5 separate regions of the Homo sapiens genome follow, and all the other regions are linked to region 4. A link is a loop called in an ENCODE intact Hi-C map of the cell type or tissue named here. Cell type or tissue: endothelial cell of umbilical vein. All regions are shown on one strand. Links, peaks and the distances in the headings refer to the core of each region. The heading gives the core; the rest is flanking DNA. Region 1 overlaps DPF3 (double PHD fingers 3). Region 2 overlaps DPF3 (double PHD fingers 3). Region 3 overlaps DPF3 (double PHD fingers 3). Region 4 holds the start of MIR7843 (microRNA 7843). Region 5 overlaps DPF3 (double PHD fingers 3).

Region 1 (6,332 bases), core at 621-5,620, 260 kb before region 4:
GAAAGAAGATGGTAGAGGGGAAAGGTCTGGGAAGCAAGGGAGAATGGGAACCTGGGAAAATAAGTATAGTGGGGGAAGGAAAATCAGATTCTAGATTCAGCCAAGCTCCCCAGTATTTTTTGGGATGAGAAGAAAATGAGATTTCCCTCCGGCAGTACAGAGGTTTTGGTATCCTTTGTCGTTATCCTGGCATGTAGAGGTGTTGAGGGCAGATTTAGGCATTTCTAGGGTGCACTCAAGATTTCAGTTTCAGTCATCTTGGTTCCCAGTGTATTTTTACTTCCTCCACCACCAGGCAACTTAAGTTTGGGGACATAACCAGCCTCTTGGTCAGTCTGGCTTTGTTCTATTTACAAGTATGTGCCTCCAAAAATGGCAGGTCTGAGACAGTTTTCCTAGGAGGCTGCCAAGAGAGATTGGGGTGACTCTCAACTTTGCGGCGGGTGAAATGAGACTCAGTGCTTCTTTGTTTGGCTGGATGTCCCTTAGAAGGGCTGCCTGGAGATCATTTGGTGTGCAGGACATTTGCTTCTGCAGGCTGATTTTAACCAACTCTGACAGGAGGGCAGAGGCCCCCAAGCGAGGTCAGGACCACAAATCCCATGCCAGCAGGTGCGTGATGGGGAGACTGCGCCCTCCGGATGACCTTCAGTTCCCATTGATTTCCTGTCAAGCAGCCCCACCCCCATCCTGCCGCTGCCCCTGGCACCACCCGTGGGCCCAGGGCTCTGCAGGAGGACACGGATCAGCTCTGCAGGAAAGACCATGCAGAAGAGGTTAGTCCAGAGAGAGGCCCTTTGAGGGACATGGGATGGGTATGTTGGAGACCATCTTCTGGCACTGCTAGTTTCCGGTGCCAATATCAGGCCTGGAATGTGCCTTTTGGGCATAGAAAGCAATGTCTGATGTCTTGAATGGCATCGTTTATCTACCTCACCCCAGTCTCTCTCCAGGTTTGGGGTATGTGGGTGGCCATGATCAAGATTTGAGTGTGGACTGTGGACTGTGCCACTGACCTGCTGTCATTTATGTTGTGTTGGGCAGAAAGGGCCAGGAATCAGGTGGTGGCAGCTGTGTGATTCTTATTCCCTGTGCTGGGGGTCTCCTGCCAGCACTGACTTCCAGCCTTCTACAAGGCCAGGATTCGGTATCATTCAAGCTGTCAGTTGCAGGTGGGCCTAGAGCTTTCATTTTTTTGTTGAGTGATATGTGTCGAGCATTTCCTATGTGCCAAGTCTTGCGTTGGGGGCTGGGAATCTGATGAGACAAGGACGCTGCTCTCGTGGCACTTGCAATTTAGTTGTGTATAGATGATCAGTAGGCAAAGAGAAAAACTTTGATAGTGGTGTTATGAAAAAAATAAAGTATATGAGATAGCAAAGGGTAGGGCAGGGTTGGGGTGGGGTGGGCTACTTCCAGATAGGGTGAACCTAAGAAGACATCTCAGAGGAGCAGTCAGCTACAAGAAGATCTGGGAGAAGCATGTCATGCCAGGTAGAGGAGATGGCATATGCAAAGGTCCTGAGGTGAGATACCCTTAGTATAGAAGAGGAACAGAAAGGAGTGCAGTGAGGATGGAGCCCAGCGGGGAAGGAGGCAGGGGACAGGATGAAGCAGGAAAGGTGAGCCCAGCCAGCCTGGGGACCTGTAGCCATGGGAAGGAGTTTGGATTTTGCTCTGAGTGCAGTGAGAAGACATTGGAGGTGTTAGTAGGAGAGAATGCCATGGCCTGATTTCCACTTTTTTTTTTTCTTTGAGATGGAGTCTCGCTCTGTCGCCCAGGCTGGAGTGCAGTGGTGCAATCTCGGCTCACTGCAACCTCTGTCTTCCAGGTTCAAGTGATTCTCCCGCCTCAGCCTCCCATGTAGCTGGGACTGCAGGTGTCCGCCATTACACCTGGCTAATTTTTGTATTTTTAGTAGAGACGGGATTTCACTGTGTTGGCCAGGCTGATCTCGAACTCCTGACCTCGTGACCCACCCACCTCAGCCTCCCAAAGTGCTGGGATTACAGGCGTGGGCCACCGTGCCCAGCCCTGATTTCTGTTTTTAAAAGATCACTGGGGCTGGTTATAGTGGATCACACCTGTAATCCCAGGTCTTTGGGAGACTGAGACGGGCTGACTGCTTGAGCCCCGGAGTTCCAGACCAGGCTGGGCAACATGGCAAAACCCTGCCTCTATAAAAAAATACAAAAATTAGCCAAGTGTGGTGGCGTGTGTCTGTAGTCCCAGCTACTCTGGAGGCTGAGGTGGGAGGATTGCTTGAATCTGGGAGGTGGAGGCTACACTCCTCCACTGCACCACTGCAATCCAGCCTGGGCAACAGAGCAAAACCTTGTTTCAAAAAAAAAAAAAAAAATCACTTGGGCTGCTGTATAGAGAATTGACTATAGAACAACATGTTCTTTGTGGCCGTGTTAAATACCAGACCGATATTCCCTTTACTGGGGAGGGCAGCACCCTTTGCATTCCAGTGGCAAAGATGAGGGCTGGGGATCTGTTTGTCTAAGAATTTTCTCTAATCAATAGTCTGCTTCTATAGGCGATCACACTCAGGAGGCAACATCCGAGTGCCCAGCTCATAGTGAGAGTTTCAGGAAGGACTCAGTCTGTGGACCAGGAAACTAAAAATATTTTCTCAATCAATGAAATTTCTGTGACGGATGCATGTTTTCTTTCTAGGTATGATTCACCCTAGATAAAGCAGGCTTCTCCACCACCTCACTTTTGTTGCATTCTACACATTCTTTAGCCTCCAGAGGAGAGATTTATTTGGTCACGTCTGGATGCCATTTGAAAGGCAAACCTTGGGTACAAGAAAAGCTACGGTCCTCTTCCTCCCCGGAGCGTCCCCTTCCCACCTCCCCCGCCACCCCACCATTATTTACTGGAAGGAATCACACTGCTTTTATCCTGCCACCAGTCTCTTGTCCTTGGCAGCTCCTTGACTTCAACCTCGAGATGTGTATGTCATCAGAACACCCAGTGGCGGCTCAGAAATCATGGCCAGGTTCAATATAAATTCTGTCTTGCTTAGGCAGCTTTGCATAATAAGTCCCTGAAAAGTCTTCACCAGGGTAGATGCTGGAAAAGGGATTTATTGGGTCTACTGGGCCTGAACATCAGACTGAGCCACATCGAAGTCATGATGGATGTTTTAGGGTTCAAGCTGTTTGTCGGACATAACTTTCCCAAGGGATACCTTTGTCCCCAATGTGCCCTTCCTGAGATGTTTTGAAGGTCAGAGCCACCCACAGAATGACTAAGGATGTCAGATCTTCATACATTTGCCTTGACCAGGGCTTTTGGCAATTTTGTTAGGGATGAGGACTTTTGTGGGATTAGTCTGCTGCAGGTTAGTGCTGCCAGGGTAATCCATGCCAGCTGCCTGAAAGAAGTTTTCCCACAGAAACAAAACCAGCTGAATGAAACAAAGTCTGCTAACTGGGCCGTCCAGCTCTGCCATTCAAACATGGTGGCTGAGGAGCAACACAAGTCCCCTCTCATTCATGCCCTTGTTTTAGAGGTTGGGGAGCTATCTTTAGATCAGCTAGTCTCAAATTTCTCAGGATCACTGGGGAGCTGATGTCTGGATCACATCCCAAGCCTCTAGAATCAGAATTGCACAGCTTCCCACCCCTTAGCGATTCTTTCACAATCCTGAGTTTGAGAGCATTCTTTTGGAGCATGTGGTGATGGCATTCTCACTAAGCACAAGAAGGGCATTTCTACCCATGCAGAGAAGGAGCTGGTTTTCCTGGCATAGGTCTGATGTCAGCAGCATTGAGAATCAGTGAGCTTCTTGTAAAGTTCAGAGAAGGAGAATGTCAGTTCTGTGGCACCTTGCAGGGTAGCATGAATTTGCACATGGAGAAATGAAAATCTCAGGAGCTGAAGTGACCTTTTTTTAAGGATATGGGAAAAAACTCAATAGGATTTGAACTTGGAGGATATCTATTTTCAGATGCCTAATCCTGGGCTCTGGAGAAGTAGCCAGATAACTTCAGGCTCACCTCATGTTCCCATGGAGAAAGTTAGAACGTTCCAAGCACCTCTCAACTGTGAAGCTTTCATTAGTTTGCTGAGGATGACATGATAGTTCAGTCAAGCAATGTATCTATCACATGCTTCTACATTCCCAGTACTGTGCATGGTTGGGTAGCATGCAAGCACATAGCTCTCAGTTCCTGTCTTTAAGATACTTCCAATCTAATTAAGTGAGCAGAGATAAGGAAGGTGGCAAAGACCATCAAAAATAAAGTAAGACAGATAAGGTAGCTCAGAGAAGCCAGAGAGCAAACCCTACTGGTAGAGATAACCTGTGAACCTTCCTGGAAGAAGCAAGTTTTCAGCCAGCTCTTGACTAGGCTAAGATCAGCCAGGACAAGGACAGAATACAAAAATTCCAGGTGGGAGGAAGGATATAAGTAAAGTGTTTTGTTGAGATTCAGGGGTAGGGCTGTCTGTTTCATATATGCAGGGGGGTCAGAGGAGGATTCATTCATTCACTCATTCACTCATCATTTACCCAATGTGGCAGGCATGACCCAGCATGTACTAGGCTTTGGGAGAGAGCAGTAAACAAGCCAGATGTGGTCTCTGTGCTTAGGGCAGTCCTTGGGTGGATTGCTGGGGTCACCATGCATCAGCTGCCCTGCTCTCCTGGATGCCTGAGGCTCAGCCTTGGTGACCCAGAGGCCTTCTGTCCTGGGACAGAGGTTTGAGTGGGTCCCCGACAGCCTCAAGGACACCGCAATAGTGAGTGTTGCATCACATGGTGGGTATCAGCCTGCTCAGGCAGAGGGTCATGCCACAAAGTGGCAGCAAGTACTGCACTTTGGGGAAGGAGAAAGGAATGGCTATTGATTGCAGACTTTTATGTCTGTGTGCCAGAGGTTCTAGCTTATTAAATTTTCTCAGGTCTGAAGTAGAGATTATATTACCCATATTGTGAGTAGTAGAATTTAGGCCCAGGGAGGGTAAGTAACTTGCTGAGGGTTGTGTAGCTATTAAGAGGTGGAGCTGGACTCAGACATGACCAATTCCAAGTCTTGATTTTCCACTTTACCCCAATACATAGTTTTTCCGGGTGCATCCCCAGCCCAGCAGAGGAACCTGGGCACCATTGGGAGCCATCTTGGGTTCTACACTGAGGAGTTTGAAAGACTAAACACTGAGTTTCAGGGAGAATTCCTTTTGTCAGGATGGGTAAGAGTAGGGCTATAGCGCTTGCAGTTAGGCCACCCAGTGCTGCAATGTCCCAGGTGCTGGGTGATGAGGACTACAGGAGAGTGAATGCAGACATTCTCTCAATGTTTTTCTGAAGCTGCAAGTGGACAGCCATCCAGTTTAAATTGCCAGTCACAGACTCTGCAGACTGTGCACAAGCATGCCACATTAGCCTTCCTGCTGTAATTTAAATGCCTGCCCTAGGTGAGTGGAATGTGAGTTGTCAAATGCTTTTCAATGGAGACTTACTGGGCACCTGTTATGTGCCAGGCTCTGTGCTGAACACTGCGGGTAAATCAGCAAGAAGGCCAGGCAGGTATGCAGGAGTGCTGGGCTCCACCACTCCAGGGGGTGGCCTTCATATTGACGCTGATGTGAATGGTACTTGCTGGAGTTGTTCAGCCTGAGTGTCTGTGTGCAGTGGCTCTGCAGATGTGGCCTCTGCCCTCATGGAGTTTATAGTCTAGTAGAGAAGACAAATACTAAACATTGAATTGAGTTGAAATTGATATTATAGTGTTATTATTGTTGTCTTTGTTAGAAGAAGAAAAAATGTGGAAGGAAAGGGGATTGGAATCTCTCTCACCTGTCCTCCTTAGCCCTTTTTTGGGAAACATCCAGAAACACTTCCTCAGTCATGTCCAGCTGCTGTATTAAAATGGCATAGACTGGGTAGCTTAAACCGGAAGTCCCCAACCTTTCTGGCACCAGGGACTGGTTTCATGGAAGATCATTTTTCCACCGACTGGGGTCGGGGAGGGGATGGTTTTGGGATGATTCAAGTGCATTACATTTATTGTGCACCTTATTTCTGTTATTATTACATTGTAATATGTAATGAAATAATTTTACAACTCACTATAATGTAGAATCAGTGGGAGCTCTGAGCTTGTTTTCCTGCAACTAGACAGTCTCATCTGGGGTTGATGGGAGACAGTGACAGATCATCAAGCATTAGATTCTCATAAGGAGTGGGCAACCTAGATCCCTCATATGTGCAGTTCACAGTAGGGTTTGCGCTTCTATGAGACTCTAGTGCTGCCATTGATCTGACAGGAGGCAGAGCTCAGGCAGCAATGCTCACTTGTACCCCACAGCTCAC
Region 2 (6,332 bases), core at 659-5,658, 130 kb before region 4:
AGGTGGAAGTAGTAGTTTATTATTCTTTTATTCATATCTGCATGGACACATTCACTCCTTTGATGAGAGTTTTTTTGGTGGAAAAGAGAGGAGGGAAGTCAGTGTGGAGAGAGTGAAGACTGAGTGGGTGTCCCAGAAAGGGAGTGAGTTTAGAGAAGTGCATCTCAAAATACCCTGTGCATGCGAATCACCTGGGGATCTTGTTAAAACTGCAGTCCCTAGGTCAGATCCGGGGTGAGCATTTCTAACCAGCCCCCAGGGGATGCTCATGCAAGTGGTCGATGGGCCCACTTTTGTGTAGCCGGAGTGTAGACAACCTGTTTGACAGGTTTGGCCATGAATGGGAGTTGAGAGATAGTGAGAGACCTTTGTGTGCAAAAGTGCAAGTCAAAAAGAAGAGTGGTTTTTTGGGGGGTGGGGGGTGTAGGAGCGTTGAGGGTGTGGGATGTGGCAAATACTTTTCTGTGGTATGGTGGGGTTGGGGTCCATGGTGGGAAAAGAAGAGAAATCTTAAAAAGGCAGCTGTGGCCAGACAGCAAAGAGGCTTGCAATGCTAAGAAGCTTACTTCATGCTGCAGGCAATGAAAGACAGAGGAATTACTTAAGGAGGAATGGGTTGATGCCTTCTAGCTGGTGGAGTAGAAAAAATATTAGCCATCATTAAAAAATCCCTTCTTACCAGCTTGGGCAGCATAGGGAGACCCCATCTCTATATAAAATTTAAAAATTAGCCAGGCATGGTGGCACATACCTGTAGTCCCAGCTACTGGGGGAGGCAGGTAGGGGGACGTGGATGCTGAGGAGGAAGGATTGCTTGAGCCAAGGAGGCGGCAGGTGCAGTGAACCAAGATTGCACCACTGCACTCTAGTCTAGCCTGGGTGACAGAGTGAAACCCTATCTCTGAAAAAAAAAAAAAAATCCCTTCTTAGCATCTCTGTTTGCTTTGAAGACAGAAGTATGTGACCGTAGCAATACTTGAGTCCAACCACAAAACATGGCCACCATTTGGTTTGGGTCTTAGCTGTTGTGATAGAGTTTCTGCCTCATGGAAAGGAAAACAGAAGTTATATATCTGACCAGTGACCTGCTTAAGATGTGAGTCCTTAATTCTCACATGAAACTTTTAACCTATTCAGCTTAATAGTGCCTAGCTCAGGGATGGCAAGTTGGTTTCTTCTTGTATGCAAACTCTAGACCAGTGACAGCCACTTGGAGTGCTGTGCTGAAAAGGATCATAAGGTCTTATCCATGCAGATTGGAAGACAATGTTGAATTGATTAGTAATGTCTGCCCTGGGTATGGGATAGAATGGTGGTATACGTGCCACATATTTAGCTATCCCTGAAAGGAGGTCAGATTTCTGGTGATGTATTCCTAATTCTCTCACACCTAATGCTCAGGTGAACCAGAGCCATTTTAGAGATGGTTGATGGTTTCATTTCTCTGATTATGGAATGGAGTTTGTCACTGCTTATCCAGAAGGGCCTCGTGAATCTTTGAACACTTGTGAGGCTCTTGTCTACCCTTACAAAGTACCAGGAAAGGCCCTCCTGCTGCACTACTTTAATATTGATGGGTGTTTTTGTATTGAATAGGCCAAATAGACTATATGTCTTAGGGCATCATTTCTATTAAACCTGAAGACAGATGCTGGTCACTGGAAATAGCCATTGATTTGCTTTCTCTTGTACTATTCCAACTCTCTAATTTCTCCAGAGGAAAAAAAGAAAGCCCATGTAAAAATCATCCCCTCTAGCTTTCTAAGTAAGCAGCGAGATCAATTCTCATTCAGGAATTTGTTGGATAAATATTTGTTTGATTGTCAGGAAAAGTGGATGAATCTTAGATGAAAATTTGGCCGATGGAAACAGATCTATCAGTTGGGTTTAGTGATCACAGATACAGGAGGAGTGCAGACCCGGTGCTGCCTGGATGTTGGGGCTTGGAAGCAAATGCATGCAGAGGTAATACGACGCCAGATGGTGCCGGGTTTTGTTGTACTCCCATGGAGCTCCAAGGATGTTTCTCCCGTATGCAGTGTTGGCTCAGTGCAATTGCTGTTTCTTCTTTTTGAGGGTGTTGAAGGACATCAGGTGTCTCCAGGGCTCAAGACACCTGGGTGAGAGACTTCAGGGAAAGCTGGTTGTCACCATCATCATCCTCATTTTCCATTCTCCTGCCACTGCAACTTGGAAAGTGAATTCATGACTTGGGGAAATCGGGAGGTGGAGAATGAAAGGGGGAAAAGGATTGAAAGGAGCCAGTGAGGCTTCGTTGGGGTCTCCAGTGGGGGTGGGGTTGTGGGTGTCTCGATTGTAGTATAGTCTTGTGATGACAAAAAGGGGATCCTTCCTGTGTGCTCTTTTGTTCCTTTCTTAGACAAGGTGAGTGGGGAACACTTCTGTCCTTTCTTGACTGACAGTGTAATGGAGGTGTGGTGTGAAATTGGCTTTGGATGCCAGCCGTCTTTTGTGCTCCTCTCAGAGGCTTCACAGGGAAAGCTGGTGATGGGCGGTCACTTGGGGGAGCCCTAGGGAGGACCTGGACACCCAGCTGCAAGTGGGAATAGCTGGCCTGGCAAGTCTGAGTGGGACTGTGAGGTGGCGGGGGGCATGACCCCTCCTCACTCCAGCCAGGGGCTGAGGAGCTTCTGTCAGGAGCCGAAGCCCAGTAACACCACCATAGGCTGCTGACCTACTTCCTGCAGCCTCCAGGCCCCTTTGTGTGGGCTGGACTGGCTCACTCCTGAGCAATTCTTCCCCAGGGTTTTCCAGGATTAGTCACTGCCAGATGGTGAGGACTCAGTCCTCTGCCTCATGTAAGCAAGTCTGGCTTCTTGAGGGATTTCGCTAGAGGCATGGAGCATTGAGGCTTAAAGGGGCCTGAGGGGACAGCTAGTTCACCCTTATGTGGTGCAAATGGAGGAAACTGAGGCATGGAGAGAGTCAGTGACATATTTCATCATGCCCTGGCAAACTTCTTATGCATGCAAGGAGAAAATGTTGCTATATTTAGCAGCTTAAACAAGGAGCTGAAATGCCATTGGGTTGCCACTTTTGGGTTGGCCATCCTAGGACATGGTGTAGTGAGAGACCAAAGGATTAGAATGTGAAGACATGGATGTTCCACTAGCCCTGGCTCCACTACTTACTTGCGGGCTGCCTGAGCCATTCTGAGCCTCAACTTCTTCATTTGTAAATCAGGAATGTTCCTATCTGTTCTGCCCACCTCACAGGATCCCCACGGGGAATCAAAACAAAATCAGTCAATAGAAAGGTGCTTCCTTGGAAAAGTTATAAGGATCATTAAAGTATCCAAACATGGCTTTCTTTAGGCCAGAATACTAGCTGCAGGTTCTTCCTCTGCTCATATCAGTTTGGCTTACTTCTAGGAAGCCTCTGACTTTCTAACACTGGGGTTGTGTTCTGGGGAACCTAAAGGGGAGGCTTGTTGGAGGTGAGAGAGGCTCAGGCAGGTGGAAGGAAGGCAGAGCAGGGTGAGAGTGAGACAGGGGCATGGAGGGCAAGGCCTGAGGGGAAGACGGCAGGCTCTTTGGTGCAGTGAGTCTCCTCGGGCCATGCCATGGAAACAAGTTGGACCCAGGAAACCGAAGGCAGATGCACTCACCTTGCTGTAAATGCTGAGGGGTCACACCCATTCATATTGCCACTGAAATTATCTTTGTTCCCACTATTAGCTCTTTTAAAGGAGATTCACTGAAAAAAAATAATAACAGCATGGAAGAGATAAATGATCTAAAATCCCAAACCCTGCTCCTCTCCTTCATTGTCCAGCCCAGTGCTGGGCCTCACTGTGGCTGGGAGCACAATGCAGACACTGCCTAAGCAGGAGTTCTGTCAAATGTCTGGTGTTCAGCCAGGCCCCTTACTGTTCCTCCTTTGCCATTGTATTAGTTAGCTATTGCTGTGTAACAAATTATCCCCCAACTTGGCAGCTTAAAACTGCAAACATTTATTATCTCATAGCTTCTGAGGGTTGGGAACCTGGGAATGGCTTGGGTGGGTGGTGTGTCACAGGGTGTCCCATGAGGCTGCAGTCCAGATGTTGGCCAAGGCTGCAGGCATCTCAAAGCTCCATCAGGGCTGAAGGAGTCACTTCCAAGCTCACTCTCATGTTGCCATTAGGCCTCAGGTCCTCATGAGCTGCTGCGTTGAGAGTCTCAGTTCTTTGCTGGCTGAACAGAGGCTTCCCTCAGCTCCTTGCCATGTGGGCCTTTCCATGAGGCAGCTCACAACACAATAGCTGGCTTCCTCCAGAGTGAGTGATCGGAGACAGACAGAGACATAGAGACAGAGTGCACAGTCAAGACAGAAACCACAGTGCCTTTTATAACTTAGTCTCCAAAACTGCATATTGTCACTCCTCTTTACTGTGTTTGTTAAAAGCAAGTCATTAAACCCAGTCTACATTCAAGAAGAGGGGAATAGCCTCCACTTCTTGAAAAGAGGAGGACCAAGGAATTTGTGGGCATTTTTGCAAAGCACTGCAGCCACCAACATTGCTGCCTGCCACCATTTCTGTCCTCACCTCACCATTCCGTTTGGCTCCCAGTGCTGCTCCTCCTACCTTTGGCCCCAACTTCCCTCCTGGAGAATTTTCATCACTGCCACTTGATCAGACTCTGGGGCTGTGGGAGAAGCCTCCATCAGGACCTGCCCCAGCCTTGTGGGCAAGGCTCAGTCACCTAGGACTGAAGATCTTCGATCCAAGGTCAGAAAGAAAGGCACGGCTTCCAGTGGGATTTGATTCATCGCCGGGGGAAGGACAGAAACTGAGGCTGGCAGGGCCTAGCTTTGGCCCCAGAATCTACATCAGAAAATGATTCCTGCTATGAGTGAATGGAGTTAGGTAAAGACAATGTTCCTGAGATCATTGTGCACGGTGCTTCCAAGCTTGAGAGTGCTGGACAAAGCCTGCGGCAGAAGAAGCATGTTGTGAGGCCATCTGTGTATGAGTTCTTCTCTCTGCGCTGCTGAAGCCATCAGTGATTTGGAGAGGCATGAGGGCCCATTGCTACTAGTGACTGTGTTAGTTCTCATCACCAATGGCTCACCCAGGGCAACACGTTCTCTTTGTTTCTTATCTTACTTCATCTGTCACTTGATGGTGGTGCCACCCTTCCTCTTCCTTGGATGTCATGAGGTGCCTCTCTCCAGATACTTCTCCCTTTCTGACCACATTGTCTCCAGCTTTCTCAGTGGACTCTCTTCTTGGTGCTCTTTAACGCTTTCAACTCCAATGGTTACTCTTCCCTCTACCCCTAACTAGGTCCTTTTTATTTTGTGCTCTGTGGTCTCTTCCTGAATGTCTCACCAACTTCCAAGGCTTCATCTACCACCCAAACCTGATGATTTCTAAATTTATATCTCTAGCCTGGTCTTGTCTCCTGAATGTAGACCCACATTTTCACACCAATTCCTGGGCATCTTCATCTGCACAATTAATGGAATGTGCCCAGTTTGAATCCATTGTTATACTCTGCAAGTCGCATCTCTGCTAACAGTTTTATCATCTACTCTGTGGCCCAACCTAGGAATCTTGATGCCATTTTTTACTTCTGCCTCTTCCTCACACACATATTCAAGCAGGTATCACGTCCTATTGACCAATTCTACCTCTCAAATGTTTCCTCCTTTCATCCCCACAATTATTAGATCTGCCCTGGACTAATGCCCCTCATTACAGTGTAAGCTCCAGAAGGGTAGGATTTTGTCTGTTTTCCATTGCTCAGCATCTATCACAGCACCTGGCACATTGCAAGTGCTCAATACAAACTCATTGAATAGATGGATTTAGTGACTGGTCCCCCTTCCCCAGCCATCTCCAACACATCTGCCTTCTGACCTATCACCAGACTCATCTCTCTAAAGCATGGGTACAAGCACATCAGTTTCTTGCTTAAAAACCTCCGAGGAGTCCCCACTGTTTACAGAATTAAATTCAGATCCTCATGCCTACATAAGAGGCTCTTCATAATCTTTCCTCATACCTTTCTAGCATCATCTCCTGCAATTCCTCTTTTCCCTGCTCTCCTTGAGCTACTCTGCTTTGCCTGAGTGGACCATGCACCTTATATTTCCTGCTGTTGCCTTTCCCTGTAATGCTGTTTCCATTTTTTTTTTTTTTTTTTTTTTTTTTTTTTTTTTACTTAGAAAACTCCTATTTATCCTTTAAGGCCCAGCTTGAAAGCTACCTCCTCTCAGTGGCTTTCCCTGAGCCTCTCCAGCATTATTTATTGCTTCCTTATCTGTAGGAACTTCATTCATTCTCCTATTATGGCACTTATCACATTGTATTATAGTCATTTAAA
Region 3 (6,332 bases), core at 625-5,624, 100 kb before region 4:
TACTTGAAGGGCAGGCAGGGAATGGACATGCAGAGAAAGGGTCAGGGCCTGGGAGAGCCTCCAGGCAGAAGTAGCCATAGGTGCAAAGATATGGCCTGTGTCCTTTGAAGTTAACCACAACCCTGGGGTGCCCTGCTCTCACCCGGGCTCCAGCCTCCAGACAGTGAGGAAGCTTCTGGAAGCCGAGGGATGGCGCTACTTGCATTTTTCTACATTCTAATGAAACCCTGAAGAGGTTCTGAGGTTCATCCCAGTACAGCTGTTGGCCATTTCACAGATGGAGAGAGTGGAGTCCAGAAGAATTCAATTAAGATCTTCAAATATATAAAGTCATGGAGAATAGAGACATTTTCTGCCCTTTGGAAGCAGAGCTATTGGCTTTGGAAGTTCAGAAGAATAAGGGATCCCTTTAAATTTGGATGTGAGGTGTTAGTCACAGAAGGCGTCTTGGAGGAGGTACGAGTTGAGCAGAACCCTAAAATGGGGGTAGGATTTATATAGGCTGGGAGGTAGAGGGGGAAACTCCAGTTGTGGGAAAAGCACAGGCGTGTTCAGGGGACAGTGAGGACTCCAAGTGGGGCCTGGAAAGGGGATCCAGTGAGACCGACGTGGAAATAAGGCTGATGGGTAAGCGGGGGCCAGACATTGGCCCCGAATAATGGAATCTCTCCTCCTCTGTGCTTACTCTGTGTTCCACCAGGACCAGCTACTCTTCTGCGATGACTGTGACCGAGGCTATCACATGTACTGTTTAAATCCCCCGGTGGCTGAGCCCCCAGAAGGTAATGATGATGAAGTCAACAATAAGAACAGCAACAGATACTACTACTACTAGCACTTACTGAGCTCTCACTATGGTACAGGCCTTATGCTAATGGGTTTACATGTTCATGTCTTGTCTCATTTAATCATCACAACCCCACAAGGTAGGTACGACGACTGCCATTTTACAGATGAGGAAACTGAGGCACAGTCCAAGCAGCTGAAATTTCAACTTGAGGGCCAAGGAAGTTTTTCCCAGACATGCAGTGGAGATGACCGGGAGGTGTGAGCTTCCAGGAGAACTGGCGCAGGCCCGGCGACACTAGTTTGGAGGCATGACGCTAGTAGTGAGGGTCTTGATAAGAGTTGAGCCCATCTCCTCTGAGCACCTGCTTTCTGCTGAGCCACAGACTCTGGCACGTTTTCAGGCCTGGGACTTGGTTTCTGCATTGCCAAAGTTCAAAGGAAACAGGATTTACAAGAAGTTAGGGCCAGTGGGGTGGGGCTCCAGAGTTAGCAGAGGGGCTGCTACTAAAGCCGTCTCATTTCTTGCAGGAAGCTGGAGCTGCCACTTATGCTGGGAACTGCTCAAAGAGAAAGCCTCAGCCTTTGGCTGCCAGGCCTAGGGCCCCAGGTCACAGAATGTGACTCGCTGCTGGAGATCCTAAAGCAGAGCCCAGTTCAAACCAGAACGCGCCCTCCTCCCACATATCCAGCCAGACCAACTGCAAGGAAAAGAAATAGTCCCAGAGGGGCAGGGACACATGGAACGAAGAGGGTGAGGCATCTCCTGACCTCCCCCGATATGTACGGAACTTCAGCCAGCACCTCCTTGTCTCTACCGGAAGGAAGTTGCACTTTGGGAGAACACCTCCGGCCCCAGCCCTGTGGAACCCCTCTCACTTTTACCCTAGCACCGAGGCCCTCTCATTGGTTCCCATTTTAAGGGAAGCCATTTCCTGACCACTCATCCATTACTTGTGTGTAGTGTGGTGTTTTTTTATCTATTGTGTTCCAAGAAATCTTGGCACAGCCCCCGTGCCCCCAGCTTAGGGTCTGCATCCTGAAATTCTCACCTGAGGAACAAAGGGCTGTGGAGAAGTTGTCGTTTATGGCAAGCCTCACTGGAAACTTCTAGACTTGGGGTCTTGAAACCCTTTCTTGTTCCTTGGTGTCTGTGGAGACAAAGAGTTGCCTTCTAGAACCCCAGCAGTGGCATCCACAGCCAGCCTGGTCTTGAGCCACTGCTTAAAGTTACTAGATGGGGGCGGGGAGGGAGGGAGACGCGCAGAGACATGGGAGGAAACATTGTGGAAATGGTGCCAAGGCCCCGCCATAGCCAGTCAGTACTTGTTATCCATCGGGAGAGACTTTGCAAGAGGCCAGGCTGGTTCCTTGACCTTCAGAGCTGGGGCATCCTTTAGGTGAGACCAGTCATGGCCTATGGACAGAGGAAGACGGTCAAGCCTCTGCCTCTCAGCCCACCTGGTTCTGGAGACCTGGTTCAGCTTCTCCTGGTGGGACTGAAGAACCAGGAAGGGGAGCGAAGGCTGCCCAATCATGTGTCCGAATGCTGGATACAGGGGGCTGCAGCTTTGAGAAACCTTCAGTATTGATGCGACGCTCTGAATTCCTTTTTCCAAGTAATTTCTTCCTTCCACGTAGTGTTTGTTCGCTATTGTCTACTGAGACCTGACTGGGAATTTTAGGATGGGGGAGAGAAGATTGTTATCTAAACAAATAATTAGGGTGACATGGTCATTATTCACGACCAGGGTGGCCACATTTTAGAACTCTCAGTGCGGGGGCTGCTCTTGTCTCCTAAGCTCCCCAAACATGCAGGACTCTTGTTTTCAAAAAAAAATGTGTCTAGAAGAAAGAGGTGGGGAGGCTGAGCTTCCGAGAACTCTGTGTGTTGGAAGATAGCCCCGAGGGCTGGAGCGGATTGGGCTGACTTTGAATCGCAGCAGCAGCACAATAACTGACATATTTCTGGAAAAATCATTTGCCCAAAGGGCAGGTCTCGGTGAGCGGAACCCTCGCGCATGCTTGGCTTCTCTGAAATCAGCTCCATCTCTGTGGTCTGGCTGCTCACAACAAAGGCCCAGGTTATTTTTAGTTCTTCAGCTCCTGAGGACGCTCCCGGAGACTCGGGCTAGTTGGGCCACCTCTGCCCGGCCGCAGTATTTGTGCTGTCCCTCGGCAGGAGTGCTCCTCTCTAGGCTAATTGCTCTTGGCCAGTGGACCCAGGGCAGCCTGGCATGAAACCAAGCAGTGTGGGTCTCCCCCACGCTTCAGCAGAGTGACCTGTGGCAAGCGATGGGGGTCACTCTCCTGCAGGGGCCTGTGGCCTCAGAGGGAATCACACACATACATAATGGTCTCATTTAAAGGGCCCCCGACCGGATGGAATTTTCATCTTCCTCATAAGTAATTTCCTTCCGCCTGCTGGTCGGTGAGCTTGTCTGAATCCTGAAGGCCCAGGGAGGGATAGGGAGGGTGACATTCCATCAGAGGGGCACATTTTTTCTCCTGACTACTCCAGCTCTCTCTCTTCCCACAAAACCCAAAGCAGGCTGTCTCCAAAGGCTAATAATTGGTTTTGAGCGTCATTTTAATTTAAATTTAGAAAAAAAAGTTCCCCAAATGTTCCCAAGTGCCACAATAGCTTAAAAGTTTAAAAAGCAAGTCCGAAACCCCAAACTGTGGCTCTACAACTTCACACGTCCTCTTCAGAGTATGTGCAAATTTGTTTTCCACAGAAGTGCAGGTGATAGGGCAGCCCTGTTCGATCTCAGCCCCATGTCTGCTCTGCCTACACAAGCTGAGCCTCAGCTGGGTCTCCCAGGCCAAGGCAGGGCACTGGAACTTGCCTGCACTGGTGAGGGTCAGGGCTCTGGAGTGACGTTAGGATGGCCCCGGAGTTCCCCTCTCAGCTTCATTACTCCCTGAAGAATGGGCCCAACCCATTCTTCATCTTTGGAGGCCTCAGTTTCCCCATCTGGAAAGCGGGGATAGCAAGCCAGCTTGTGGGCTGGCACTGTCAGGGTACTACAAGCAGACAAAAGTCTCCGTGGTCACATTTATCACCTCTGTGTTCAAAAGAGGACGGGGTTGGTAAACTTTAAATTGGTCTCTTTTTTTTGAACCCCAGAGAATGAGATAGAATCATAGGATGCATGTGAAGGATCAGAGTTTTTGTGTTGCCTCTGCCATGGAGTAGCTGTGTGACACTGGGCAAGTCACCTAACCTCCCTGAACCTCAATTGCCCACCTGGAAAGTGGAGATAGTAACACTTGCCCTGCCTATTCCAGAGTGACACTGGGACTCTTAAGCATCATGTTACATAAACAAGCACTGCAGAGCCATGCTTGTCTGGGAAGAACTCCGGATGTTTTCCATGTCCGCCTTCTTGTGTGCATTAGCCAATGTTAGACGTCTTCTTCAAATCTCCCTTGTGACCAAAGGGAGTTTATATTGCCAGGGCTGGGCTGCGACCAAGGAAATCATGACTTGCATGGGCTGTGGGGTGGAGGTGAGGGATGTACATGGGGTTGGGGACTTTAAAATGAAGGTACTCAGGATACTCCTTCTATAAGATTAATGCAGTTGAGAATGGAAAGGTGACTTTTAGAGAGGGCTATGATTTGTTTCAGTTCATGGGTAACGCTCACTTTCCGACCAACACTGCCACTTTCTAGCTGACTGACCTTGGGCCAATGACTTCAACTCTCTGAGCCTCATTTCACATGTCTGTAAGGTGGGGAAACATGGCCTATCCAGCATGGTCTTTGCAGGTATTCAAGGTGACATTGGTAAAGATCCTGGCCCGGGTCTGGCATGATGATGGTCCCCACTCCATGGTAGCTATTGTCATTTTCTGCAGAGGCCACCAAATGGAGATAATGATGTGGTTGTCTTCCGGCTCAAATGCTGGGAACAGCCAGGAGAACTTTGCTGGGCTTCACCCCTCTGTACTGTGGCTCCAGCAAACCAGAGAGGTGAGGCTGCCAGACCCAACCGGAAGTGGAAATCCTGTTTCCTGTAGGCATTTTTGAAACCCTGCTTTTTGGATCTGTAGCAAATCCAGTGCAGGCAACATTATGTGGAAATAGAAACAGGGCTCCTGCTAGGAGATTGACATTCTGGCTTTCCTTTGGAACCCCTCACTGACTCATCGCCCCTGAAGCAGGAGCCAGCAGGTCCCAAGGCTCCCCTGCTCCTGTCCCTGCCCCAGGGCGAGGTAGGAAGCCGGAAGCCTGGGCAGGCTGAGCCCAGCCGACTGGAACCAGGGAAGAGCCTGTGGGTGGGTGGAAGGGAGGGAAGGAGGCCAGATTCCTCCAGAACTGGGGAAGAGAACAGGTTTTGAAGTTGGGGGAGGGTTTGGGTTTCACAGTGATGGTTTCATGATACCCTGGAGGGTTGCACACTCCTGGTGCATTTTTGTATTCGTGCTTTGAATACAGCCCGCTTCCTTTCAACCCTCCGCTTAAAAAGTTTTGATGTTTTAAGGAAGAAAAATGAGATGATTGTTATTACTTTTCCTTTCGGGGCAAGTGGAGGAGACCTGTGCTCTTTTATGCCGCTGAAGAAAGGTTGCTGGCAACCTCAGGCCTCAGGACTCAAAGAAGAGGGGCTTATAGTCTCCTCTTTGGGTCTGTGTGTGAGGAGGTAGGGGGTGTTGCGCCGCCCGTGGCCCAGGGCGGGCCCTGAGGACCACATCCCTGCCCCCCAGGCTGGTTTTTAGCCTGTCGTGGAAGTGCTGGGACAGAAGCAGCCCCTTCTTCTCTCACTCCCCGGCTGCCCCTCCTAGCCCCTCTTCAGGGGGTCCCCATGTCTCAGCCCGAGGGAGAAGTTGGCTCTGGCCAGAGCCACGCTCACACTCCCACAGGATGCCGCAAGTCCCAGGCCTGGCTCCTGGTAGCAGTGGTGACTTGGTGTCCCTTTTAGCAGGCTTCCATTCCTGGGGAGGGAGAAAGACAGGGGTGCCTGGGGAAGGGAGGGTGGGAGGGCATTTGGGAGGGGTGAGGATCTCTGGTGGAAAAAGGCAGAGAGCTGGATGTCCTCAGGGAGAAATCCTCGAGCTAAGGAGCTGGAGGGCAGCAGGTGGGAGTGAACAGTGATTGTAACTCTTTTTTTTTTTTCTGAGGCTTGTGATCCTGGGCAACAGATTATTATTATTATTATTTTGTAAAAAGGCCAAACCTCTGCCCAGTTCTGAACACTGATTCAGCTCCCTCTTTCTTGAGGCCGCCCGTTGGTTGTGTGGGGTTTCAGGGATGCTTCTGAGGGCAAAGTAAGCCCCTCACCCAGCTGGGGAGAGAAGGCAGTGAGGGAGGGCTGGATCATGCCTGCAGCCTTGGGGAGTGAAGCATTTCCAGGCACTGCTACCAGAGGGGTCAGGCCCCCAGGCCCCTGTCCCCCAAGCCCAGGACACCAGTAGCTGGGAAGGGAAGAGGGGGACTGGCCATCCTGCTCCTCTCCCCTCTGCAAAGTGGACAGAGCTCCTCCTCTTCCTGCTGTGTGTTGCCCGTTTTGAAATCTTACTCCCATCCCCAAAGTATGCTTT
Region 4 (6,332 bases), core at 692-5,691:
TGCATCAAGGTTTTGACCAGTATCCCTCTTCTTGTGTTTCATAAATATTGGAGTTTGAGCTTCAGCTTGTTCATGCAGGGAACCCCCACGGAACTCCCCTGTCACTCTCCTCTCTGGCCATGTCAATATGGTGCTTGAAAGCATACGTACATACACATAAGCAAAAATATCTCAGCAAAGAGCTCTCATGACTCAAACATTCTGCTTTGAAGCTGCAAGGGGTATATGAAGGAGTCATGATTTCGTGATTGGCACAGGCATTTGATGGAGCTCGTGACCAGGGGGAGAGAAGTAGATAGTTATGGTGTTGAGGTTGGTAGGTGTTTCCATCTTGAAGTTCTGAGCAAATGACAAGGTAATTCTGGATGATAAGGGACACTGTTCTCATGCCATTATTTGCATTGGTGCAGCTACACTGAGTTTCCTAAATCAGATAATAATGTCTGCAAGGGGCAAACCACCCAAATTCTCTACTGGGGGCCCCAGAGGTGAGAGAAGTAAGTGGGGTCAAGGAGATAAGCAAAATCTTAAGCCCTGTCACTGGGTGTGGGATGGTGACAGGAAATAGAAATTAGGGGCCAGGAAGTAAGAAACCAACCCAATGCTTATTTTTAGAAATGGCACCTCCCAGCCGTCAAAATTTAGTCTGCTGGTTAGGGTGGTTCCTGTTTCTTTAGCCAGCATCACTAGCATCTGTGAGCATCTTAATTGTGTCCTACAGGGTTGGGAGTCCCTCCTGCAGGCTTGCTTTAACCTAGGGTTCACCCATTTGGGGCACTTTTCACACTGTTGAAGTTGCCCATTTACTTGTCTGTCTCCCACTCAACCTCGGTGAGAACAGGGGTTTTGCCTGTTCTTTGTGGTATCTTATCACATAGCGCAGAGCCTGGAATATAGATGTGCTTAAAAAATATTCACTGCAGAGCTGGAGATCACTGCGGAAGCAGTGTAGAGAGGTGGTTATCAGTGTGGGCTTCAGAGGTAGACAGATGTGGGTTTGACTCATGGCCCTGCTAACTCACTACACCCACTTCCCCAATGCTGTGTTCTGGTTTCCAGATTCTATCACTGACTTATTACAAGCCTTCAGATTTTGTAAAACACTTTGAGGCTTTCCTGGAACAAATAAAGCATATAACTGCACATTTTGGTTTCTATGTAATACATAACCCATCTAGGAAAACGATCCTGGGATTTTGCTGTGCGCCTATCTGAAATGGTTTCCACTGATGAACTTAAAAATAACCAAATCTGAAATTTTAACTACCCACAATGCCTTGAACTTGTGTTAATAGGTCAGGCAATGAAGGGGACAAATGAACACCTTATGACAACCACTTGAGTAGATAAGCAAACCTGGGCGTCTTCAAATGTATATCTCCCTCCATCTTTGACATTTTGACTGGTTATCTCATAGCTGTGAGAATCCAGGTTGATTGCACTTGGAGCCCCTGGAGCCAGAAACTCTTGCCAGATTTCTTCTACCCTCTTGGCCACATCCTGTAGGGGTTGTTTCTTAAGATCTTGGACAGCCAGCCAGAACCTGAAGTGGGAGCAGAAACACAGTCAGTTCCAGGGGGCTCAGCATCGGGATGTTGCCTGAGATGGCCCCAGAGCTGATGTCCCATGAAACCCATTCTGCTGCATCTCTCAGCCTGCCCTGATGCCACTACATGAGCTGCAAAGACCATGGAGATTGTGAAAACATCAAAGGTGTTCCTATGGTGCAGAACAGAAAAGAATTGCATATTAAAAGATCAATGTGCTTCTCGTTATCAGAACGGGATTTCTCTCCTTCTACATGAAGGTTTCTCAACCTCAGCACTATTGCCACTTCAGGCTGGATAATTCTTTGTTGTTGAGGCTATTCTGTGAAATGTAGGATGTTTAGCAGCAACCTTGGCCTCTACCCACTAGATGCCAATAGCAACCCCCCTTCCCAAGTTATGACAACTAAAAATGTTTCCAAACATTGCCCAATGTCCCCTGGGAGATGAACTCATTCCTGGTTGAGAACCCCAGTGCTACATACATGCCACCATGCAGACAGTGTGAGACCCTTTGTCAAATCTAGTTGGGATCAAGTGATGGCATCAAAATGGAGGAGAGATCCCAGAAGCAGGCAGTGTCCTGGAATCATAAAGACTATCTGTGTAAGAATGAACCAGCCATTCCTATTATAGATGGAGAAACTGAGCCAATTCACATCAGTGCTCAGCACGGTGCTTGGCAAATAGTAGGTGCTCAATATATGGGTTTCAGAGTGAAGACGGACGCATCTGGAGCAATGCTGAAGAGGCATATGTTGAAAACTTCTCTGCAGAATGGTTCTCCTTCTGCTGAGAGCAAGAGAGAAAAATCTGCTCACTTCCGTATTTGCCTCTGTTTAATCCCTCAGCATCCGCATGGGAGCAGTGAGCTCTTTTCTGCTGAGAGCAGCAGCAGCCAGAGCCAAAGCTTGGACAACAGCTACCGGGTCTTAAGGATGGTTCCCAAGGCAGCCTTGCAGCAGGATCCAGGTCTGGGTGTCATATCCTTTGCCCTGTGCATGGACAGGCCAGCTCCCCCATCAGTGAGTAAGAGAGTAGGTCCTGTGCTGGTTCCGAGAGCAGCGGGAATCACAGGTAGTCTAGTCAACAGAAAGGGAGGGACAAGCGAAGCTGAAACATGACGTGGTGGAAAGTGCAGACAGTGCATTCAATCTGTCATCAAATTTCATCCAAAGTAAGATGTACTTGTTTCTTTTTTTTTTTTTTTTAGGGTTAAACATGTTTTTCTGTTGCTGTTCAGAGAAATGTCTTTGGAGCCAAGTGCATGGCCCAAAGGTGCCACTCAGTGGCAGACTGGAGTAATGCAACCCAATTTCTGCAAGGCAAGACGACTGTGTGTGTGTGTGTGTGTCCCCAAATGCTGGGCTCCAACTCTTCCCCTGATTTGCCATTTTTTGCCATTTAGGATTCTGATGATCTCCTTAAAGGAACCTCTCAGCGACCCTGCAGAGCCAAGCGTAAGGCAGAGAAGGCTTCATGACTTCCATCAGATCAGGAAGCTGGCTCTGCCCTCATCCTGTCTACGCCATATCTTGCCTTGGTGTACCTTTCTGGGTGCCTCTCTCTTCATCTGTAAAATGGGCACTGAGTGGATGGAGGGATATGTGGCATGGCTCTGGAAAACTTCCTATGCAGACTTAACTCAGAAATGCTTTCAGGTCCTGTGAGGGGGAGCTGAGGAGGGGTCAGTGTGGTGGCCACAGGCTCAATGCTGGCCCAGTGTGATCCCTCGGATTCCAGCCTTCTCTCCGCAGGTGGCCTGGGCAGATGCTGCCGCCCAGCTCTTGCTGCTGCCATCTGGTGTCCCCTGCCCTTCCACAGCTCTCTGACAGCCACAAGTCCTGGGTGCTCAGGTCCTTCTGGCTTCTGGGTGAGAGGAAAGCAGTCGTGTTTCTTTATCCAGAGTCCAGAGAGGGTGGGGAAGGAAGGGCTTGAAAGGAGCTGTTCCCCTACCTCATTGTTCAGGTGGGCCCTTGACTCTTGAGCTGGGGCATGGGTCTCCTCCATCTCCCAGGCCTGCCCTAGGTTCTGTAGGGCTCTCTGTCCACTCTCTCAGGTCTGCTGTGAAAAGAAGGAAGTGGCCGGGAGGCTTGCCAAGTGAAAATGGCCATCTGCTGGTGAGAGTACCTACAAGGCTTTCTCTGCCTGGAAGGCCATGTCTGACCAGTAGGTGAAAGATGCGGGGAACCTGGCTCTATAGGAAGAAGCCAGTGTTGGCTTTTCCAAGGCCCAGAAGGGGTCAAATGTCCAGAGACGAAGTCAGTGAGGCTTCCTCAGCCCCATGCTAGGCAGACAGGAGAACCAGGTTCACAGAGGGAGGCCGTCTGGGCTGAATCCCTGGCTGGAAGCAACCTTCTGGGTCAGCGTCTTCCCACGCCCCCTGGGCCCCTGCAACTTCTCACACAAATGGATGACACCTGGGTGATTTCCTGCCCCCTCAATCAATGCCACATGGGAGGTCACTTTCTGTCACCTCTGTCAGCACTGAGGAGGAGCTGCTGAGCCCCTGTGGGAAGGCCCTGAGGACCCTGGGAGCTCTGCAGGCTCCCTGCGGTTCCTGAGGGCTCAGGGTCCTTTTTGCAGGATGATTTGGGTGCCACATGAAAATGTACATCACTCAGCTGGATATAGAGATGACCGGAGCTGATGGAAATACAAATTTCATAATCAATTTTTTTGAGACAGGGTCATGATCTGTCACCCAAACTGGAGTGCAGTGGCTACATCTCGGCTCACTGCAACCTCCGCCTCTCAGGTTCAAGCTATTCTCCTGCCTCAGCCTCCTGAGTAGCTGGAATTACAGGGGCATGTCACCATGCTCAGCTAATTTTTGCATTTTTAGCAGAGATGGGGTTTCACCATGTTGGCCAGGCTGGTCTTGAACTCCTGGCCTCAAGTGATCCGCCCGCCTTGGCCTCCCAAAGTGCTGGGATGACAGGCGTGAGCCATTGCACCAGGCCGCGGAATCAAATTTAATAAACTTTTATGTAAAAATAAAAAGGTTTTCTTTGTCACATAAAACCAAGAATTTTTTTAAGTACAAGTGAAAACAACAGGCATGCTGGAGGAAGAGGAAGGGGAGGGGAGAGAAAGGGAGGGAAGGAGGGGGAAAGGGCAAGAAGGGAGAGGGGGAAGGTATGGGGTAACATTCCCTAGACAGCAGTTTTCTCTCCCTGCACACACTGGGGACTCTCCCTGGCCTTCTGTCTGCCTTGGAGTTGACCTGCCTTGTCTCTCTCAGGCAACAGCAAAACTGCTGTCACAGCAGCATCCTGACATCCCGTATGTGTTTACCATCACTGGTTTTGAGGAACCTTTGTGTCAATTTGAAATTCAGAACAGGCTTTGGTTAGTGTTGGCCATCTTCGAGCCCCACAGGCCTGAGCTGGGAACTCAGAGCCCAGGCCACATTCCCCGCTGCAGAGAGCCACAGCAGCTCCTCTCTGCACATCTGCTGCCCATGGGAAGCCCCTTGAAGCTTTGGAAGCTTCTGCTCTTATAAAAAACCTGCAGGTACCGCTCCTCCCCAAGGGCAGCGGCAGGGAGTGAAATGCCAGCAGCTGCATCAAATCCATCCATCCTGCACTGAGCCTCCATGGCTTGCAGCAGAAGGGCCGTTGTGACTGGCAGGCCACAAGGACTAATATCTGGGAGACCACCTGTCCTGACCTGCCCCTGGTCTCTGCCAATTGTCATAGCTGCAGTAGGGAGGCAGCCCCTGTGCGGGCATTTGATCCGTGTTCATGACTTAGAAATGCTGGCGGGGAAACTAGCTTTTGGAGCGAGGCAGCCTGGGCTCAGATACCACTGGGGCGAAGCAGTGGAGAACAGGGCTGGAGGACCATCCAGGGGCTGCCCCAGTGGGAGCCTCCTTTCTCCCTAGAGGCTTTCAAGGAAGAGGATTTTCTCAAGGCTGGCTGGGTAAGACAAACCATTTGGCCCTTGATCATTCTCCATCCTACCAGGAGGTCTGGGCAGGCCCTCAGTCACCAGTTTACATATCTTTTCATAAACTAGAATTTTCATGGGTTAGAAAATACAGCTTTTGGTTCGCTCCCAGAGAAAAAGCAAACTCCAGGAGAGAAGAAAGTGTTTCTATGCCCTCTGCTGGTCAACCAGAGACGTAGGCAGCAGAGCTTAAACTTGGTTTAGTTCCCGGTGGGGCTAAAATTCCGGGGTGCCTACGTTAGTAACCACCCCCAGCACCACTGAAGCTGAGTTCTGTTCACTGGGCAGTGACTGAAACACTGCAGATGGTTGTGGTGTCGTGGGAGTCACCTCTGTTCCTATTAATCATGGGTTTGGTAAGTGGTGGATCCTGCTGGGCCTAGTGAACCTTCTGAGGTCTTCCTTGGACTCAGGGCAACTGCCAGAGACAAGAGCTCTCGAGATGAACCTGGTGCCCCACTGTGTTCTCTTTTAATTGCTTCTCCCTTCAGCCGACACTGTGTGGAACTCGGATCATCAATCTGCAGGTTAGAAGAACAACTACCTTCTCTCAGGAGATGTTACAGCTCACAAAAAATGTACGGGGGACACTCTTTGCTGTGGGTTTTGATTTTTAACTCATTCTCTGCTGTGCAGCAGAGGGTGTCAAGCCAGGGAGGACAAAGATTTGTGTAGGGGAGATGTGGGAGAGGGAGCAAAGATGGGAAGGAGTGACTGTCATTATTCTGGGAAAATGCACAAAGCAGGAAGAAGGATGAGGCCAAGAAACTGAGCGGAGCTCCCTGCATCAGAGCTGTGAGGCCCCTGCCTTGTGGACAGAAGCCATGAGCATTC
Region 5 (6,332 bases), core at 1,041-6,040, 290 kb before region 4:
TGTGAGCCACCGCGCCTGGCCATACTCTTGCTCTGACCCTGTGCGTGCATGGCATGCTGTGACTGTTCCATTTGCCCTGGGGGTTTGGGCTTCCATGCAGTTTTTTTTTTTTTGGAGGTAGAGTTTCACTCTTGTTGCCCAGGCTGGAGTGCAATGGCGTGATCTCAGATCACCGCAACCTCTGCTTCCTGGGTTCAAGTGATTCTCCTACCTCAGCCTCCTGAGTAGCTGGGATTACAGTTACCTGCCACCATGCCCGGCTAATTTTGTATTTTTAGTAGAGACAGGGTTTCTCCATGTTGGTCAGGCTGGTCTCAAACTCCCGACCTCAGGTGATCTGCCCACCTCGCCCTCCCAAAGTGCTGGGATTACAGGTGTGAGCCACTGTGCCCAGCCTTCTGTGCAGTTTTAGAAGCTGCAGGTTTCCCCCTTCTTCAGTCATGGCCTGTATAGGCAGGTCCTGTGGGAGGCTGGGGCTGCACCTTGTATTTAGAAGTGTGTGTGTGTCTGTGTGTTTGTGTGTGTGTGTGTGTCCAGGGCTGTGGGACTCCCTCGTTTTACACAGTAGGAAGCTGAAGCTCCGAGAGGAAAGTGACTACTGCTTTGTTTTTTCCTTCTGTTGCTAGCTTGATGCCTAGCATGTGGCAGATAGGGAACACATACCTCTTGAATAAATCAAGGAAACAGCTAGTTAGTGGCTGTGATATAAGAATTCAGATATTCTGATTTCTTGTCTCTGTCTTCCATGACACCTCCCAGGACTCAGCCTATTTTATACCAACGTCCCTGGAAAGTAGTTTCACAGGAGTAGTGAGAAGGAATCTCTATTAATGAAATGATTTCACTCAGTTGAATCAGATTCAACTACCTTTGAGGGCTCTATGTGTCATACCCTAGCAGTGGCACTTTCTCGTGCTCACGACCTCCTCTACTTTCTGCCTCCTTATTGGGAAAAAAAACAAAAACACAAACAAACCCAACCTCTCAGCCCCTTCCCCCAATACTCTATCAATTCCATGAAAGAAGGCCTTGTGCTTAAATAATCATGTGAAAAGGAAAAAATCCCACCCTCATATGAATGTGAAAGGGCACTGGCTTAGGCAGCTTTCAGTCTTTATCTGCGTTAGAGATTTTGTGGATTGTTGTTGTTTTTGTTGTTGTTTGCTCCTGGTGGGGTGGTATCCAGTATTCCAGTGTTCACATAATGCCTTGACTTCGCCATCGCTTCTCCTAGGATAATTATAGGTTGGCATAATGTACCTATTGTTCTATTCCACAAAGAAGCACTGTCACAGGATGATGGGATGGGGCTGGCAGGAGGCACGCAGTGTGGATCTGGAAGGGGGGAATCTTTGTCTGCGTGTGTGTGTGTGTGTGTGTGTGTGTGTGTGTGTGTGTGTGTGTCCTGGAAAGCAGTGCTGGATCTTGAGTTATTTTTCCTATTCTGTTCTTTGGATTCCTACCCACTCATCCCTTATTTCCCCAGTCATTTGGTCCTCATTGTCCTCTCCAAGTTCTTGTTTCTTGGCGTCTCTGCACCCTTCCCTTCTGGGGTTATCACCATGACTGGGCATGGTGGCTTCAACCATAGATGCTGAGCTAGGGTGTTGGAGGTAGCGTTTAAAATTCTTTCAGTGAAGTTATTTGCCTGTGTATGACAGGCTCAAGGGCTCACCACATTGCCAATGACCTCACAGGCCATCCAGGCCTAGCCCTTTCACTGCACATGTTTGTGTTTCTTATTTGAGTTGTTCAGAGCCTTTTGCGTTACAAAGCTCTTGACACTTTCTGGGACATATTGGAGAATGTAGGCATTCATTCATGTGTTCACGCATTCATTCAGTCTTCCTACGATCATCGGATGCTCACTCTGAGGCTAGTCCTGGACTAGATGGACTAGTCCATAGAGATGAGGAAAACAAAAGACAGCATTCATACCCTTGTGGAGCTTCCACTCCAGTTGCCCACCTAGGCAGGTCAAAGATCTTCAAGTACTGTTTTGTCCATGTGACCTCTATGGGATCCAGGCTGGGTGACACGTTGGGCTTGTGTCTTGTATCTAAAAATCAGAACTAGGTTTTCATGGCCCATTGCCAGCCATCACCAGGCAACAACCTCTTTTTTTGTAGTGAGATTTCCCTTGGAGTGTTTTGTGGTAATATCTGTTTCTTGTTTCTCCCTCTCCCCAGACTCTTCTGCACTGGGGCTGATAGTCACGCTTAGACATGTTTTTGACTCCAGCCATAAGCAGCTTTTTTGACTAAGAACCATTGGCGTCTGAATGGGATGACTACCTCCATGCCTATTGGCCTTGGAAGCCACGGTCTTCACACTTCACCCTGAGAGAGAGGCAGTGGCAGGTTTCATTTGAAGCCAGGGGACAGAAAGGCCACTGGATGAGATTCTATGGACACAAACTTAGGAAGAGAGGAGGACTTTTCTATCCTTGGAAGGGGCCTGCTTCAGTTGTGCTGCCTAGGAAGGCACATGTTATACTAAAATATTATTTGTTCTCCATCTGACACTTGCATTTAACTGGGAGTCCTGTATTTTATCTGTCAATGTGACAAGGGGCGGGTAGGTGGAGAGGTGGGCACAGGTGGAGAGGTAGGCAGTGGGGCAGGGGCCCTGGACCTCCATGGGGGTGATGATGGCAGGATGTGGTCATTGAAGTGCTGAGGTTCTGAAGGGTGGCGTGATAGCTGCCCATGTCCAGGCTATCACATCGAGACAGGCTAGAAGGGAGATCAAAGATCTCTGCCATTCATGGTCTTTGGAGAATTCACCGTGAGGAATAGCACTCACATGAGCTAAGGGAAAAGAACAGTCTTTAGCCTTGCTTCCCATCCACTTTGTATCTGAAAATATACAAATGTATTCCCTTTGTGTATATTTAAAAAAGAATCCAAATTCTTTTCTCCTGGTAAGTTAAAACAAACATTTCCAGGGCTGGAAATCCATGTACTCAGGAACTATCAAAAATGTGTCAGTTCTGGGCTGTTGGGGGCATGTGCCTTGAGGTATGTGCTCACAGGAGGGGCTGGGGGCTCAGAAGCTTTGCTCCCACTCCCAGGAGCTAATTTTGAGCTTTGATATCTATGTGACTCTCAAGAGCATGCATGTGGGACCTGGCAGGCCCTTGGAGATTAGCCAGTCTGAGAGACAGGGACTCACAGCACTTAGGAGCTGTGTGAAGGGTTCTCTCTTGACAGATGAGCAAACTGGAGCCCAAAACACTTAGCGATGGGCTTCAGGGCCCCCGAGGCAACAGAACAGGGTGAGAACATGGGTCTCCTGACTCCAGGTTGTGTACAGTTCGCCATGACTCTGCACTCGCTGGTCCTGTGGCCTCTCTCAAATATAAGCATGTTGAGGGCAGAAACCAGGAGTCCCATTTGTCTCGTAGTGTTCAGGTGGTGGGGGTAGGGGGAGCTGTGATGGCCCTGCACACCCAGCTGTCCCTGTGTGAGCATTTGCTTGCTCTTGTCACTCACATGGTGCCACTTGTTGGTGCCACTCTCTTTGCTACTCAGCAGGAATTTGTTTTCCATGGCTTATCCCATGCCTTTGTTTTCTTGGCTCTGAGTCACCCCAAAGGTGGATGCCTGGCAGGGGTGGTATCAATCCCCAAGGATAAGTCCCTAAGAATCTAGTTCTTCCTACCTCTTGGCAGCTAGCCTTCTTTGATGTCCTTGGGGTGTTTTATGTGAAACTCTATTTTCTCCTACTGTCCTACACCTTCAGTCCCTGGCTGTAAGAGACATGAGATGAAAGGTCCTCCCGTGTTGTGTCTTGTGCCTTGTGTTCAGGACAGCATATCCAAGTGTGTATGGGCCTTGTCCAGGCACCATTTAGTATGGGGCTATTTTCCTGATCTGTCGCCACTGGACACCCATATCCTGAGCAAAGTGAGAGCTGAACCCACCTGGCTACAGTGTCACTCCTTGGCAGTCCCTGGAAGAATTCTTCCACTCAGAACTTTGTGATGACTTCACAAAGACAACAAAAGGAGGAAAGTGATTCATAGGGGCATGAACGATATGCAGTTTTCTAAGCAATTGCCTGAACTGTGAGCATATAAACCATGGTGAAGAGTGCACAGTGTGGTTCTGTATGACTCACCAGTTACCTCCTTGAGGTCATGATGATGCCTTCAGCCAGGTGGCTGAGGGACAGGCCTTGTCCTGGCTCGGACTCTGGTCTCTATTGCTGCTATGTTTTTATTTTTTTCTCAGTTCTTTGAGCCACTTAGTGTCCCTCACCAGCCATCCTGGGGTCCTCACATCCTTGTTTCAAGACCAGAGCCTCACGGATACATTTGTGGATATTGGCCTGCAATTCTTCCATGTCCAGACACCAAAACCCAGTGCCTGCATCCTCTGTAGCTTCTTCTGTTTCTGTGGCTGCCTGCCCAGATCCAAGTAGATGCTGGGGATTGAGCGAGACTGCCTTTTAGGGCCAGCTTTTCACAGCTACCTGTGAATGCCAGGACTGGCTTCTCTTTGTACTGCACTATTGGTAAGGTGGTGTTAACCACTGTGGCTTGAGAGGGAGGAGCACAACTACAGGGTGAGTGCTACCCAGAGAGTCATCTCCCGTTATTCCAGACACCCAAAACCATACAGAAGTAAGCCTATAGTTATCTCCTTTCCTATATTGTCAGATGGCCCCCTGACTGCAGTGGGCTGCCGTTTTAATTCTTTAGTTGTATCATGCCTATTTGTGTGTAGGTTCAACTTGCAACTACATAACTGCTTGCTTGTCTGCCTATCCATCTATGCATCCATCCCTGCATCCACCCATGCATCCACTCATGCATCCACCCATGCACCCATCCATGCATCCACCCATGCATCTATCCATCCATCCATTCCTCCATGCATCCGTCCATTCATGCATCCATCCATGCATCCGTTCATCCATGCATCCATCCATGCATCCATCTGTGCATCCATGCATCCATCTGTGCATGCATGCATTCATTCATGCACACATCCATCCATCCATGCATGCATGCATCCATGCATCCATACATCCATCTGTGCATCCATCCATCCATGCAACCATCCATCCATCCATGCATCCATCCATCCATCCAAGCATCCATGCATCCATGTGTCCATCCATCCATCCATGCATCCATGCATCCATCCATGTGTCCGTCCATCCATCCATCCATCCATCCATCCATCCATCCATCCATCCATTTATCTATTTATCCATCTAATAAGGGATGGTAAACTTATGTATTTAAAGGGACCAGGCAGGTAAAGTAAATGAGGAAATGGGCTTGACAAAGACAATAAGGAGTGGTGGGGGCCGTGGTGAGCTGCCATCTGTAGCATTCCCTGGCTAGAATTTCCTTTCAGGTTTGATGTGTGGCATCTGACAGCCACAGTGAACCATCCTTATTTCAAAAGCATTTGAGTTCAAGCAGCCTAGAGGTATTTGGATGGGGCCCCTGGGTTCTTCCTCAGCCTTATTAGAGTCTGTTGGTAACATCAAATGGTGGGATGTGCATCAGGCAGGGCTTTTTAAGGTTGCAAATGGCAAGAAACTCAACTCATAGTGCTTAAGCACACAGAGGAATGTGTGGGCTCATGTAACTAACAGCTCGTGAGTGTATCTTCTTCACTCGTGACTCGGTCTAGGGGCTCAGCAAGGTCCTCTTGACTCCCTCCATCTCTCCTTCATCTCTAAACTCCACTTTTCTTTACATTGGCATCCTTTGTAAACAGGCCTGCTTGATGGGTGGCTCCCAGCTGCTTCAGGTATATATTGTTATCTGCCTTTCCATACTAAGAGAAAGAAAGTGCCTCTTTCCCCCAGAAGTTCCAGGATTGACTCTAATTTGCCTGCCTCAGACCACATTTTCACCCTTGAACTGATCACTCTTGAACGGATCACTAAGGGATGTGGGTCTCTTTCTCATATATATATATATACATATATGATCTTGCTCTGTTGCCCAGGTTGGAGTGCTGTGGTGCAATCGTGGCTCACTGGGCTCAAGCGATCCTCTTACCTCAGCCTCTAGAGTAGCTGGGACTACAGGTGTGCATCACCATGCCTGGCCAATTTTTGTAGAGACAAGGTCTCACTATGTTACCCAGGCTGGTCTTGAACTCCTGGCCTCAAATAATCCTCCTTCCTCAGCCTCCCAAAGTGCTAGGATTATAGGTGTGAGTCACCATGGCTGGCTAGAACATGGCCGGTTTTCTTATTGGCCAGGCCTAGTCACAAGCCTGTCTCTGAAGTTGGAGGGTAGAGTGGGGTTGATTTTACACAACTGATAGTGAGGGAGAGGTAGAAAATGGAGGTATTGTTACTAG

Evidence for each region. Peaks named below come from ENCODE experiments on the same cell type or tissue, not always from the same donor. Only the 100,000 strongest peaks of a DNase experiment are listed, where the experiment ranks them.
Region 1: it touches region 4 in a loop (3.0-fold over the local background); 2 of 110 quality-filtered maps call a loop at or near these places.
Region 2: it touches region 4 in a loop (6-fold over the local background); 4 of 110 quality-filtered maps call a loop at or near these places.
Region 3: it touches region 4 in a loop (6-fold over the local background); 3 of 110 quality-filtered maps call a loop at or near these places.
Region 5: it touches region 4 in a loop (7-fold over the local background); 6 of 110 quality-filtered maps call a loop at or near these places.

What each region holds. Positions count from the first base shown.
Region 1 is chr14:72,778,256-72,784,587 of GRCh38, reverse strand. All of the region lies in intron 1 of DPF3 (double PHD fingers 3), which reads left to right. Among named protein-coding and RNA genes, the nearest start is that of DPF3, 110 kb to the left of the region's middle. In endothelial cell of umbilical vein, for the core only: no CTCF peak of the experiment used is centred there; a DNase peak (open chromatin) is centred at 2,647; H3K27ac peaks cover 558 bases.
Region 2 is chr14:72,639,883-72,646,214 of GRCh38, reverse strand. All of the region lies in intron 8 of DPF3 (double PHD fingers 3), which reads left to right. Among named protein-coding and RNA genes, the nearest start is that of MIR7843, 130 kb to the right of the region's middle. RefSeq lists an enhancer at 1,991-3,190. In endothelial cell of umbilical vein, for the core only: no CTCF peak of the experiment used is centred there; a DNase peak (open chromatin) is centred at 2,744; H3K27ac peaks cover 1,798 bases.
Region 3 is chr14:72,614,353-72,620,684 of GRCh38, reverse strand. It overlaps DPF3 (double PHD fingers 3), which reads left to right. Exons shown (of 11, transcript NM_001280542.3): 10 at 701-782; 11 at 1,318-6,332. The coding sequence ends at 1,388. It also overlaps a transcript of RGS6 not described here. Among named protein-coding and RNA genes, the nearest start is that of MIR7843, 100 kb to the right of the region's middle. RefSeq lists an enhancer at 810-2,009. In endothelial cell of umbilical vein, for the core only: no CTCF peak of the experiment used is centred there; a DNase peak (open chromatin) is centred at 3,074; H3K27ac peaks cover 1,800 bases.
Region 4 is chr14:72,513,562-72,519,893 of GRCh38, reverse strand. RGS6 (regulator of G protein signaling 6) reads right to left here. Exons shown (of 18, transcript NM_001204424.2): 15 at 1,357-1,543. It overlaps MIR7843 (microRNA 7843), which reads right to left and starts at 3,074; the gene lies at 2,996-3,074. RefSeq lists enhancers at 76-165, 256-405, 876-945, 4,623-5,123, 5,658-5,727. In endothelial cell of umbilical vein, for the core only: CTCF peaks have their summits at 2,839, 3,690 (motif pointing left) and 5,651 (motif pointing left); DNase peaks (open chromatin) are centred at 2,813 and 3,633.
Region 5 is chr14:72,799,253-72,805,584 of GRCh38, reverse strand. All of the region lies in intron 1 of DPF3 (double PHD fingers 3), which reads left to right. Among named protein-coding and RNA genes, the nearest start is that of DPF3, 92 kb to the left of the region's middle. In endothelial cell of umbilical vein, for the core only: no CTCF peak of the experiment used is centred there; a DNase peak (open chromatin) is centred at 4,044; H3K27ac peaks cover 1,711 bases.